Regions from separate parts of the Homo sapiens genome. Here region 2 is linked to region 1. A link is a contact called in ENCODE Hi-C data. All regions are on one chromosome and are shown on one strand. The core of a region is the stretch at or near the end of the contact, and the rest is flanking DNA. Distances in the headings are between cores, read along the strand shown. Region 1 holds the start of IGF2R (insulin like growth factor 2 receptor). Region 2 holds the start of SLC22A2 (solute carrier family 22 member 2).

What was found. Hi-C counts contacts between places; a loop is a spot of excess contacts on that map. Pooled maps may share reads with other maps.
Region 2: a map with no recorded cell type shows a loop between it and region 1 (2.2-fold over the local background). The contact joins the promoter of SLC22A2 here to the promoter of IGF2R in region 1. A Hi-C loop is called at or near these places in 1 of 168 maps with a recorded cell type or tissue (gastrocnemius medialis), 1 of 37 single-sample maps with no recorded cell type and 1 of 50 pooled maps.

The regions. Positions count from the first base shown.
Region 1 is chr6:159,967,316-159,971,541 of GRCh38, reverse strand. IGF2R (insulin like growth factor 2 receptor) reads right to left here and starts at 2,460. Exons shown (of 48, transcript NM_000876.4): 1 at 2,147-2,460. The coding sequence starts at 2,295. RefSeq lists silencers at 1,840-1,969, 1,990-2,269, 2,280-2,899.
Region 2 is chr6:160,256,985-160,261,031 of GRCh38, reverse strand. SLC22A2 (solute carrier family 22 member 2) reads left to right here and starts at 2,211. Exons shown (of 11, transcript NM_003058.4): 1 at 2,211-2,688. The coding sequence starts at 2,275.

The sequences.
Region 1 (4,226 bases), core at 1,211-3,710:
TGGGTGAAAATCCGTCTCTGAAATGATTGGCAGATTTGTCATCCTAAGAAAATCTGGCAGAAAAATTAAACACAACTTTTAAGATATTCTAAGACTACAAAGGGCAGATCTTATTATATTCACAATGCATATCAACCTCAGAAACCTCTTCAGCATTTGCTAAGTATGCCCACGTGTGACAGTGGCCAGAAAAACGTAAAGATACAAAGGCCATTCCTACTAGACCAAGAGGCCGTGTTCCACCTGGAGATGAAGTTCGTGAACACAGGTTCAAGACACTGCCATGACTAACCTAATGCAAAAGTAAGGGTCCCATCAATCAGCCAAAGTATCAGTCTGCCCTTGAAGCCACCTTAATCTTAACTGTGAAGAAAACAAACTTCAATTTGTTAACAAGACCAAGACTTCAACCACACTAGGCCAGCTGGGTTAATTTCTTATTGTATTTATTTATTTATTTTTGAGACAGGGCCTTGCTCTGTCGCCCAGACTAGAGTGCAACTCGACTCGATCACAACTCACTGCAACCTCGACCTGCGGGGCTAACGTTATCCTACCACCTCAGCCTCCCTTAACTGGGAGGACAGGAGTGTGCCACCGCGCCCGGCTCTAATTTTCATATTTTTTGTAGAGACGGGGTTTCGCCATGTTGCTGAAGCTGGCCTCCAACTCCTGGACTCAAGTGACCCGCCCACCTCGGCCTTCCAAAGTGCTGGATTCCGGGCATGAGCCACCGCGCCCAGGCGAGTTAATTTCTTATTTTTGGTCACAGAAGCCATTATTCCAAAATGCCTTCCTCTAAATGTTGTTCTCAGCCTGACCTCGTTTAAGCTGCCACCATTTCTCTGTATCATACTAGTTACTGGAGTAACTATGTATCTTAGGGTAGCTAACTGGTCTTTAAACTAGTGTCACAAACTCTCCCTCCATCCACCCTTCCCCTTCCAAAAAAGGGAGCATAAAAAATATGGGCCTTTCCAAAGAGTTTCTATCGTGAGATCAGCCTCACCCTCCTTAGACTAATTTCTGCATGTTCTGAACACAGGGGTGCTAATAAAACTATCTCTGATGCATGGGAAAAATAAGAACCCCCCCCATAAACCCTACCACAAACTCCAAGTTCAGCCCAAAGTAGGCTCAACTTTGTTTCACTCTGAAAAGTAACTTGTAAAAGTAACTTGTAAAAGTAACAGTAACAGGGAGAAACTGTTGTCTGTTCAAAACTTTTCATCCTGCTTCCTTTTTACCAAAGTTTAAAAAAATAAACAAAAGCTGAATTTTCCATCATCCTAAACAGTCCAGAAAAGGATGGTCAGAAAATTCCTGAAATTCGAAGTTCCCCAGGCCCTGGACTGCTAGCAGTTGCGCGAGGTGAACAGCCCTCGATGGGACTGATGGGTTATACAATCATGGTTCCCAGAGCAAGATCCACTAGAATAATCCGCCCCGGAGACAATGACATCATGTGAGCAACCAGGCAGGAAGTTGGGCTCAGAGAAGTGAAGGGTCAAGTCTTGAAAGCTCACACTGGACGACACCCCCTGCCCCCAATCTAAAGAAGACAAAAGTCACCGCCTGCTAAAAATATATATATATATATATTCTTTAAAGAGAAAATGAGCCCACGGGGGGAAATCAATCAGCAAATGAAACCACAAACACTCAACTCCAGGACCATTCCTGCGGGCTCCAACGCCCCGGTGAGCCTCTCCACACCGAGGGGCCTCACCGGTGCCCCGCTGGCGAAACTCTGATGCAAACGCGCAGCGGGAACAAAGCAAACTGGAGTTCCTGCCTCCAACTTTCCCGGACGCCCGGCCGCGCGAGGGCAGGCGCCGACCCCAAGGGCCGGGGCGACCGCTCCGCACAAAGCCACCCCCGACTCAGCGACAGCCACAAGTGGCCGGACGCGGGGCTCCAGGACCGCCACGACCGCGTGTGCCCCCGCGCCCCCCGCCTGCGCACGGGACCCGGCGGGACTCGCGGACACCACGCAGGCAACTTTCCCTCGGGAACGGGGCGGACCCCGGCGCGGAACGGAGGCGACTTGGAGACCCCAGGAGCTCCTCGAGCGCTCCCCGCCCCCCACGCCGGCCGCTCACCCCGGGCACCGCGAGCGGAGCCTGCGTCCGGGCGGGCCACCCACCTGCACAGCTCGGGGAACGGGGCGGCCTGGGCCTGCGTGGACCCCGGGGCAGCGACGAGCAGCAGCAGCTGCAGCAGGAGCAGAGAGCGCTGCGGGCGGCGGGCGGGCGCGGGCCCCAGGTGGGGGCTCCGGCCGGCGGCGGCCCCCATCGCGCCGGGCCCGGACTGCGCGGCGGGCGCGAGGCTAACGGCGCGCGACTGCTGGGGGCCGCGCCCGGGACGGGGTCGCGCCGCCAGGGCAAAGGCGGAGGTGGAGACGGAGCGGGAGCCCGAGGTGAGCGCGGCTCGACTGGGCTCGGCGACAGCGACAGCGGCAGCGGCGGCCCCGGAACCGCGTCACGTGACAGCCGCCCGGCACCGCCCCCCCACCCCCGCCCCCCGCTCACGTGACTCCCTTGTTCAGGTGACCCCCGCCCGCCCCGGCTCCTCCCAGGCCCGGGTCACGTGAGCGCAGCGCGCGGGACAGGAAGCGGCGCGGGCGGGGCGCAGGCTCCAGGTGCCTCCCGGGGCCTGAGCCTCTCGGCGGGCTGGGCGCGGCGGGGGTGCCTAGCCGGGCCTCAGTTTCCCCTCCCACCGCGCCCTGCTGGATCGTGGCGGGTGCTTCCCAGGTTAGAGCAACTGTTCCCAACCTCGATCGACCAGTAGGGGAAAATAGGGAACTTGGATCAAAGTGCCAGGGAGGTAAATGCCTTCGCACAGCCTAGTGGCAGCGGATCCGTGGGGGGTGGGAACACACTTTAACTGCCCGTGGAGTCAAATCATGGGGGTTTACAACCTTGGCCCGTCAGAGCCTCTCAGACCTTCTGTGGGAATGTTATTTCCCAAGCGTGGGCTTCCTACAGCAAGGAAGGCAGCACAAATCCAGCAAGGTGAAAGAGTGGACAAAAGTGTCGCTGTCAAGCAAGTGCCACTCAACAAAGCTTTATTAATTCACTACGTGGATGGCCATGAGCTAGCCACAATGAAAGTAGAACGATGAATCTAAAAGTCTTGAACTAAAAAAATTCACTTTCTTTTAGAGTAAATATACAAAATAATCATGACTGAAAATAGTAATCATCATCATCATAAAAGCTCATCTTTTTTAGTGCTTATTCCATACCAGACACTGCTAAGCATGTAAGCATGAATCTTTAAAAACCTATGAGATGGGAACCTACTTATAGATGAGGAATTGAGGCACAAGGATACTCAGTGACTTACTCAAAGACACTCTGGGATGTGGCAAAGCTGGAATTCAAACACATATAAATAATCATGACCCAATAATAGCTAACATTTCTTGAGCAAGTAATTATGTACGAAGTACTGAAGTGTTCGGACACTGTGATTTAGCTCATTTAATCCTAACAGTCCTGTAAGAGGGGGTGCCTTTATTGCATCCGTTTTGCAGATAAGGAAAGTGAGGAATGGAGAAATTAAATAACTAGTTAGTCTTGCAGCTAGTAAGTGAAAAAGCCCGGGTTTGAGCCCAAGCCAGTCACAGGCCTGTGACATAACCACCGTGCTATTAATATATTGCCCAAGAAAAGAAAGTGTTGTAGTGGGTCAAAGGGAGAGCTCAGGTGTAAACTGTGGACGTCGAAAAAGGGTTTGTGGTGACCGGGCGCGGTGGCTCGCGACTGTAAACCCAGCACTTTGGGAGGCCAAGGCGGGCGGATCACAAGGTCAGGAGATCGAGACCATCCTGGCTAACACAGTGAAATCCCATCTCTACTAAAAATACAAAAAATTAACCGGGCGTGGTGGCACACGCCTGTAGTCCCAGCTACTCGGGAGGCTGAGGCAGGAGAATCGCTTGAACCCAGGAGGCAGAGGTTGCAGTGAGCAGAGATCGTGCCACTGCACTCCAGCCTGGGAAACAGAGCGAGATTCCATCTCAAAAAAAAAAAAAAAGAAAAAGGGTTTGTGTTTTGCAACTCCAGTGTTATAATGGATACAGGCAAAGACCATCAGTAAATACTAAAACCATCTGGTGAAAAATTATTGTGAAGCGGAATATTCTCTTTGTCTCAAAGTATCACCTTCAAAGTATACTTCCTTAAAAAACACAAAATACCTCTTCACAATGGAAAGATCTG
Region 2 (4,047 bases), core at 962-3,461, 290 kb before region 1:
TGACTCGTGCATCCACAGAACAATGTTGAATGACTGTGTAAACGCATTGCTGTAAGCAACCTGAGGTCTGAACTTCTCCTTATCTGATTGTTCCCTCTAAGTAATTTGTAGCAAATTTCAACATTGTTTCCCATTGGCCAGCAAAGCTCTTCTGGCCCTTACCTTGTGCCCCTTGCTCATGACGTGAAGATCTGATGTCTTGACATGTTAAGTGAGTCAAACCCAAGTGCACGTGTCTGCAAATTTCTTGTAAGAGGCAGTCAGGAGCATCTCTTGGCCCTTGGGGTAGAGTAAAGTTTGACAACCTCTGTCACTTTTTAACTCTTTAACTCGCCCTCCTACAGCTCTTTGACGGGGAACAGGTGCAGACAGAGCAGCCTTGGCTTCCGGCTCATGCACTCACGATGCTGGCTGCGAATGGGAAGTCCCTAAACAGAACTGAGCCCCCTCATTCAGCTCAGAGCAAACGGGGCTGGCAGCAGCCCAGGGCACCACGAAGCAGAGTGCCTCTGTGTGCCCAACACAGCCGCAGTGGAGGTCAATGGATGTCCTTGCCGGCGCCCTGCTTTTTGCTTTTTTAAGAAAATAAGAAGCCTGCAGCTGCGGCAAGGAGAAAGACCCCGTGGGTCGCTCCTTTTAGACTACGCTATTACACCTGCTGACTATCCAATAGAAAAAAGAAGGAGAAGGAAAATCGGGTTAACTTTCTGGTATTTAGTTTGCAGATATGTCAGCAGGCCACCTTCTCTACTTGGCAGGATCACGATGTATTAAGAATCCTTTTGTCCACCAGGAAAGACAAATTTCCTGTTTGTCTTGCATTTAGATGCAACAACATCATCCTAAAGAGATGCCCCTGATGTGTGAGAGCAGAAAGGGGTGATCCCTTTCTTCCTTATCCTAAGGCTCACGGCCAACACCCCTATAACAAAAGACAGGTTAACAAGAGAAAAGCATGACAAATTTATTTGATCACGTTTTACATGACACAGGAGCCTTCATTCAGAATGAAGACCCACAGATACAGGGAAAACTGGATGGCAGTATAGAACTGTAGTTGGACAAAAAGGGCAGCAGCCCATGTTCGCAGGCTGAGGGGAAAACCCAGCAAGGCCTGTCTGTTCAGATCCGTCTTGGCCCCTCTGTGCAGCACTCCTTCCTCCAGGCACCGGGGACAAGACTCCTCTGGAATGCGGGTCTGGATTTCTTTACGGCCCACTGTTACACAGAAAGGCAGCGGGGAAGTTACAGTGGTATTTCTAGGCTTTCTGGCTGGCTTTGGGGAGAAAAGAGTCTGGTTTCCACGAGCTGCTTTGAGGAAGAAGGATTCTCAGTTCTATGGCTTGCCCCGGGGGAGAATGATGGGTGAGAGAAGAGACAGGAGGGCAGGAGAAGGTCAGAGAGAGAGACTTTGCTTCTGAGGCCTCCACCTTGGGGCATGGATTTCTGAGCCCCAACAGACCTTGACAGAAAAATCTAGGACACAAAGATAGTGGCTTGGACACACCTGCCTGCATTTACACTTGACCTGTCTGCGACGTAAACACTTTCCTCTTTCCCTCCAGATGGGTTAAGGGGAAGGACACTTCAGGGTTGAAACGCAGGAATACCAGATTGGAGCAAACACTTTTTAAAAGCAGAGTTATAAAATCTGGACAACATCAAAACAAGCAGCCCCAGCATGCATCCCGACGGCTCTTGTTGTTGGTTGGAGAATGAGCCCAGCAGTCAGGCTTGCAACCCACTTCGAATCTGGACCAGGGTTCTGACACGGATCCTGGTTCACATCACGCTGGGCCTTGTGGCCAAACACGTGTGTTTTCTCCATAGGGCCTTGAAGAAAAGCTGGCGGTGCGCATGAGATAGGAGTATATTAAGTTCCTGGCTGCTCGGGGCACTACGGGAAGATTACTGGGCTGTGATATGGGCCAGCACTCAGATTCCCTGCGGTGGGACACAGAGGGCGGGTTGTTTGTGCTGCTGGCGTGGAGCACCGACAAGCCTGTGGAGAACCAGTTATAATAAACACGACAGGCATCCTGGGAGTGAGCTCAGGGCATTTGGGAAGTGCAGAAGGACATGCACCCCCGCTGGAGGGGTGCACCTTTGAAGTCAGCTGGACCAAGGAAAGGCCCTGCCCTGAAGGCTGGTCACTTGCAGAGGTAAACTCCCCTCTTTGACTTCTGGCCAGGGTTTGTGCTGAGCTGGCTGCAGCCGCTCTCAGCCTCGCTCCGGGCACGTCGGGCAGCCTCGGGCCCTCCTGCCTGCAGGATCATGCCCACCACCGTGGACGATGTCCTGGAGCATGGAGGGGAGTTTCACTTTTTCCAGAAGCAAATGTTTTTCCTCTTGGCTCTGCTCTCGGCTACCTTCGCGCCCATCTACGTGGGCATCGTCTTCCTGGGCTTCACCCCTGACCACCGCTGCCGGAGCCCCGGAGTGGCCGAGCTGAGTCTGCGCTGCGGCTGGAGTCCTGCAGAGGAACTGAACTACACGGTGCCGGGCCCAGGACCTGCGGGCGAAGCCTCCCCAAGACAGTGTAGGCGCTACGAGGTGGACTGGAACCAGAGCACCTTCGACTGCGTGGACCCCCTGGCCAGCCTGGACACCAACAGGAGCCGCCTGCCACTGGGCCCCTGCCGGGACGGCTGGGTGTACGAGACGCCTGGCTCGTCCATCGTCACCGAGGTAAGAGAGTGAGCTCAGGGCTCAGATGGAGAAGCAAATGGTGGAGATTTTCTCAAGGAAGCAAGCAGGGAAGGCCCGGCTCTTATAAACCCTGCCTGGACATCTCTTTGGCCTGCATGTATCTTACAAAATCCTAGTTTCCAAATGAGAACATGCAGCTTCTAATTTGTCTGGAGAATAACTGGATTAGTTAAAACGTCCTCAGATGCTGACAATAATGATTCTAGTTTGTGCATGTCCCAGCAATAAGGAACAGGCCAAAGCATATTAGGACTCCTGGAAATGTTGCCAAGATAGGGATATTGTGGATCCTCCTCTTTTTCTGGAAGCCTTACCTCCCCCTCTATTCCTCCATCCCGCAGATGCCCACACACACCTGAAAGCCCGTGGAACTCAACTGAACTGTGCCTGACTGTGTGATAGGATGTGCTTTTCTCTCGATACCTATTTTTTCTCTTTAATTTCCTCAAAGTGTTCATATAAAATCATTTGGGGCTGGAGATCATGCTATGGCACTATTATTTTGTTAAAAACTACAGATGACATCAAAAGCTATTTGTGAAGCCTGATTCCAATAAATATAATAGAAAAAAAGACAAAAAATGGAGCTTGCTTTTATTGAAAGCAAAGCAAAATAGGGGAATTAAGTTACCTGAAAATACTGAGAGAGCCAGTTGCCTAGTTTAATTTAAAATGACTGCTTGGACAATGGGAAGATATTCTGTGTGAACAGATGGGTAGGTAGAGTCTAATTTGAAGGGTCTAAAGTGGTCAGATATTTACAGGAAATGTGGCAGCTCATGGGCTTCACACCACAAACTCTCCGAGGCTCTCTCACATGGCCAATCTCATTGCTTCCTACAGAGATGAGGAAACTGAGGCCCCAAGCAGAGAAGGTTTTTCCCCAGGCCACACAGTGAATAACTTAGCAGGGTTAGCCCTAAAAGATGGGTCTCCTGACCTGGTCCAGCACCTGCTCCACCCGACCACCTCCTCTTATTCCAAATAAGAGCAAATGCAGCAGCCTTCAGCAGTCACTCCTAATCCCCTTTTATTAAACAGACAGCAGGGAGATGCTAAATGGCCCAACCTCCTGGTGCCTGCATTGTATCACGTCCACACACCTATCTGCATGTGCATTGAAATTAGAAAGGAAAAAATAAATTTGTCTATAAGTAATTACCCAGTTTCAGCTGATTTAGCCAATGCTGTAGTTTTAGCTTCATGACAAATTGCCAGATGGAAGGGCAAGCCTTTTGGTTATGTAAAGAAAACTGAGGCTGGGCACAGTGGCTCACGCCTATAATGCCAGCATTTTGGGAGGCTGAGGTGTGAGGATCACATGAGCCCAGGAGGTCG